2 separate regions of the Homo sapiens genome follow, and region 1 is linked to region 2. Evidence: chromatin loops called from intact Hi-C (ENCODE). Cell type or tissue: MCF 10A. All regions are shown on one strand.

The links. A loop is a pair of places that touch in the nucleus more often than their neighbours do. Peaks named below come from ENCODE experiments on the same cell type or tissue, not always from the same donor. Only the 100,000 strongest peaks of a DNase experiment are listed, where the experiment ranks them.
Region 1: it touches region 2 in a loop (13-fold over the local background); 9 of 110 quality-filtered maps call a loop at or near these places.

Annotation. Positions count from the first base shown.
Region 1 is chr13:114,014,747-114,017,246 of GRCh38, reverse strand. RASA3 (RAS p21 protein activator 3) reads left to right here. Exons shown (of 24, transcript NM_007368.4): 12 at 1-10; 13 at 976-1,050; 14 at 1,915-2,038. Among named protein-coding and RNA genes, the nearest start is that of C13orf46, 42 kb to the right of the region's middle. In MCF 10A, no CTCF peak of the experiment used is centred here; a DNase peak (open chromatin) is centred at 1,526.
Region 2 is chr13:114,063,861-114,066,360 of GRCh38, reverse strand. All of the region lies in intron 2 of RASA3 (RAS p21 protein activator 3), which reads left to right. Among named protein-coding and RNA genes, the nearest start is that of RASA3-IT1, 45 kb to the left of the region's middle. RefSeq lists a silencer at 1-52 and enhancers at 583-812, 1,173-1,232, 1,980-2,499. In MCF 10A, no CTCF peak of the experiment used is centred here; DNase peaks (open chromatin) are centred at 500, 1,040, 1,720 and 2,160.

The DNA of each region.
Region 1 (2,500 bases), 49 kb after region 2:
CATCGAGGAGGTGAGCACGGGGCCGAGAGTCCTCAGCCTCACGAGGCGTGGGGAGGATTTCCCCCAACAGAGGGCACTGCACTGGGATCCAGCCAGACCACGAGCTGGGCTTGAATGTCGGCCCCTCTGGCCTCGCCACGGGGATGCTGATTCATTCACTTTTATCAAGAGGATGTTCCCTGTGTACTCCAGAACCTTCCAAATTCTCCCAAATTAAAACTATACATAAGAAAATCCACCACTCCACAAAGGAGAACATGCAAGAAAAGCCTGGCTCTTCCCAGGGAGACCTTCTTTCTCCACATGTCCTGCAGTCCCCTGTGTTTGGGCCCTGGCTGCGTGGCATGTTTGAGCTGCACGCCCAGTCCTCACCCGACCCTCTGATGCCCGCACACCCACTCCTCACCTGACCCTCTGATGCCCGCCAGGCTGTGCCCCCCGTTTATGAGCGGGTTTGTAAACAGGTTCTTTGCAAATGTGAGAAAATTGAACATAGCATTCTGGTTTGCTCTGTGGGCAAAATCATGGCAGCATTTTGAAGTAAAAATATTATTAAAGCCCTGTGAGGCCTAGTCCGTGTGGGCTGGTGCACATCACTCCTGAGAAAGCCCGATTCGTCTGATCGCGGGCGCACATCGCTCCCTGAGAGAGCCCGGCTCGTCTGATCGCGGCCATGGACTGGGCCCCGTGCCTAGTGTTTGCGCCTGACCTCTCACTTGTCCCTCCGCAGCCAGTGACACAGGCCCAGGGTTGCCCCCTTGCAGCTGAGGCTCGGGACGACACCACCCCACGGTGGCCCTGCAGTCCGGCCTCACCGTGCCCCTCCGTGCCAGTGGCCGGGTTCGGGGAGCTGTCGTGGCATTTTCTGGATGAGGCTCAGGGTCTACATCTCAGCCAGGCCTGAGACCCCTTCCACCCTCCCTGCCTGTGCCCCCAGAACCCACTCACAGAGCCCTGTCTTAAACCTCTCCCCAGATATGCCAGAGCCACAAACCCTGTGAAATCGACCCTGTGAAGTTGAAAGACGGAGAAAACCTTGAAAACAACATGGTAGGTTTTGTTCATGAACCAACCAAAGCCAGTCACCTGCTTGGGGTTTTTCAGCCGATGGCTGCCTGGAAGCTCTGACTCACCCCGTGACCCCGGTTGGGGTGGGAGCAGGACCAGGCGTGGGGATACCCGCCTCACCCGGCTGCAGTACGCTGGCTGCACTACTGGGAGGCCTCAGCCACCACCTTTGGCCTGGCCTGTGTGCCGGGCTCTGCGTCCCCTGGGGGGTCCCGGCCAGCTCTTCCTCCCCTGGAGTGATCCGGTCTGCATGCCCCAGCTCTGCCCCCCCGGAGGGTCTGCCCTGCACACCCTGCTCTGCCTCCCCTGGACAATCCTGACCAGCTCTGCCTCCGCCCCGGCTCCTCCTTCCCTTGGGCAATGGCTCCTGCCCCTCCCTTTTCCTAGGACAGGATGGCCTCCCTGCCTCCCCAGGCTGTCCCCAGAGCTGTGTACTGCGTTTTAAAACAGCAAAACTCCCTGATGTTGAACTTGCTCCAACATTTTAGTCACTTCACATGATACTTCTTGCAGAGCGTGCTGTTTCGTCATTTCTGTATGTAAATGACAGAGCTCTTTGCCTTGGGCAGGCACATTCTAGTGAACGTCCATTCCCCACTCAGTAAACGAGGTCGGGGCCGAGCCGGGGAGCCGACGTGGTGCCTGTGTAGTGATTTTCACGCGTGAATTGCCACAGCTCCCAGCACAGATTTCCAGGGAGTGGCTGTTCACACGTGTCTCACTGCCGCAGCTGCCCTGCGCCCGCCCTCAGCCCCTCCCCACGCGCCCCTCCCTGGGCGTGCCCTGGTGCTACACGCACCTGTGGGCAGCCTCGGGAGTGGGTCCCAGTGCCGTGTCCCGTTGCAGGAGAACCTACGGCAGTATGTGGACCGCGTCTTCCACGCCATCACTGAGTCTGGGGTGAGCTGCCCGACCGTCATGTGTGACATCTTCTTCTCCCTCCGGGAGGCGGCGGCCAAGCGCTTCCAGGGTGAGTGCCCTGAACACCCTCATGTTGCTGAGAAACTGCCATAGCGCTGTGCAGGGTGACTCCCACCCAGGCAGAACCCCCCGCAGCCCTGGCTAGACTAGAACTGCGGGGTCGTGAACCCCAGTTCCGATGCTGGATTTTTCCGGGGTTTGTGCCCGGGCCAGTGTTCCCTAGTTCACAACCGCAGTGGTCTCTGGGGGACCCCAGCCCTGGAGTTCACCTCCACAGTAGTCTCCAGGGGACCCCAGCCCTGGAGATCACCACCGCAGTGGTCTCTAGAGGGGCCCAGCCCTGGAGTTCACGACCACAGTGGTCTCTGGGGGGGCCGGGAAGGGTGGCCAGGCTTTGTCGGGGTGGAATGTGAATTTTCCTGATGTGGACCCCTGGGTTTTCCCAGTGGTTTCTTTTTGTGGCCGACCCTGGCAGGGCCCAGAGTGGTGTTGGGGGCTCTGCCTGCCCGTG
Region 2 (2,500 bases):
TGGAGAGCCCCTTTTCCCACCAGGGCCTCACTGAGGGTTTGGGGTTTGAGGTGTCTCAGCTGCTGCAGGGGACCCGGTGTCTGGTTGTGCCTCCTCCTGAGAGTCACTGCTGCAGTCACACATCGTGGCCGGGCCCTAAAGACCCAGCCGATTTTCATTTGTTTGTAAGGATGGTGGTTCTTTTTTGGGGGGTATGGGGTGGGAGAGAGGAAAGAGCCTCATGTGCAGGAGAGGCGGGAGCCGAGGCCACAGTGTCCCGGGGTGCTGCGTGCAGTGGTGTGTGGCGTGTGGTGTGTGGCGTGCCTGGCGACCACAGAGCCCATGAGCCGAGGGGCAGCTCCTCGGTGCCCCTGAACAGATGGGGAGACTGAGGCTCGGGGAGGTGAGGTGGCTCACCACGGCCGCTGCAGCTGTGAGTCTCAGCCCAGCCCGCCTGCTTTCCTCACTGAGTCTTTGGGTTCCGTTTGAAGACTCACAGCTCTATTTGCCAACATTTCAAAATAACCCCACCCATCTTGAACCACAGGAGGCTGCAACCCAGTGTGTGTGGGGCTTCCGCTGAGACCTGCCGTGCTGGGTGGTGAGTGGGCTGTGAGCTGACCACGGACCCCTGCCCTCCAGCCTCTGACCTCTGGGAGCCAGGGCTGTGTGACCCTGCAGTGCTGGGTGGCGGGTGGGCTATGAGCTGACCGCGGACCCCCATTCTCCAGCCTGCGGTCTGTGGGAGCCAGGGCTGTGTGGCCCTGCACTGGCCATGTGCTTCTGATGGGTGTGTTTTGCCTCCTGTCCTTTGCGGAGATGGAGCATTTTCCCTGGCCAAGTTGCCCCTTCTCTGTGGGGCGCCTCTGAGGATGAGTCAGGCAGTGACTCAGGACCGCAGAGCTCAGCCCAGAGGCTGGCTTGGGAGCCCCAGGGCTGCTTCGCAGACCCGGTTTGGGGTTTGGTTCCTCTTCACGCAGCCTTTACCCTCTACCCCGAGGCTGGGGCAGCCCTGGCAGCTCCCGGCTCCCCCCAGCGTTTGGGAAATGGGCCCCGAGCCTGCGGCAGAGCACAGAGCTGGGAAACCAGGTTTATTTTCTTATGATCACGTGATGGGAGCAGCCGCAGGCGGGATGGGGCAGCGCCAGCCTTGCGCAGATGCTGGGAAGTGACTCAGGGAGGAGAAGGCGGGGGTTTCTCTGCTGGTCCCAGCTGAGCCCCTGCTCCAGGCTCCAGGAGGAGGAGGAATTCAGTTCAGATGGTTTCCCCTCATCAGAGCCACTACTTAAAGGTCAACTCTGTTTTCTGCAAGAGGTTTTTTCTTTTTTCCCCGTGAAAGTTTGCTTGATTCTGTGAAACTTCATTTGCACTTCTTCCAGAAATGACTGAGGGAAAGGAGACTTTGCCAGGGTCTCTGCCTCAGAGGGAGAGGCTGCTGCGTGCGTTAATTTCCTTAGGCCACATGGCAGGATTTCAGGCGAGCCTGGTCCTCTCAGGCCGCACTTTTTCTTTATTTGGAAAGAGAGTTCCAGAGCCCTCGGGCGGTGAGTGGGGGCCGCCTGGGCCAGGCATTCATCCCGCATCTGACTGCTGCTGACCTCGGCTGGAGACAAAGCCGGCCTGTCCAAGAGATACCCCGAGGTTAAGCTGCTGATGGGAAGGGGGGCACCTGGTGGCTGTGTGGCCCCTTTGAGTCCATCAGAAAGAAGAGATTGTCCGGCACAGGCCACCGAACAGGATGGGGGATGGGAGGAATGCCCTAGCGTTCAGCCGGTTTCATTTTTCTTTTGGAATACGCTTCAAACTCTGCTGCCCAGGAAGGAGAAAGCACAAACCTTCCTGCTGATGAAAGAAAATGGGTGCCCCCACCATGAGACCCACGGACAGCGGGGGGCTGTCCGTGGGCCTGGGCTTTGCACCTGGGAGTGTTGGTGCTGTGTGGAGGGAACTGACCCTGTCCTCAGGCTGAGCCTGGAGTCCCCACAACAGCATAGGGGGGAAAGCTGCTGTCCTCAGACTCCGCGTGGCCTCCAGTGATGGTGCTGTGGCCACTTCCTGCCGGGTGCTCACCGTGGGTTCTGGGTGGGGCTGGGAGGACATGGGGCGTAGGCCATTCTGCCCACGAGGTGACGTGATCGAGGTGGACGTGGCTGGCCTCGCAGCCTCTGCTCCTGCAGGTCCTGGGACGCTGTGTCCATCTGCTGGAGCTCATTTCAGAGTTGGCTGATCACAGGTCCATAGTCACCCACTGGTGACAAATTTAACAAATTTGTGGGGGTTTTTTTAGTTCAAAAAAGATCCTCCTTAAATGTTGTGAAATAATATGTCTTTTAAGTTGCAACACACATTCAGAAGTTCCCGGAGGGTTAAATCCTGAGCATGAAAAGATGGTCATTCTAATAGAAAACAGGCCCAGAGCATTTCAAGAAAAAATGAGATTTAAAACTGCTCATAAAAAGATGGACATTCCACCTCACCAATGAGCCAGACATTTAAAATTTAAGCAGGTTTTTGCCACCGG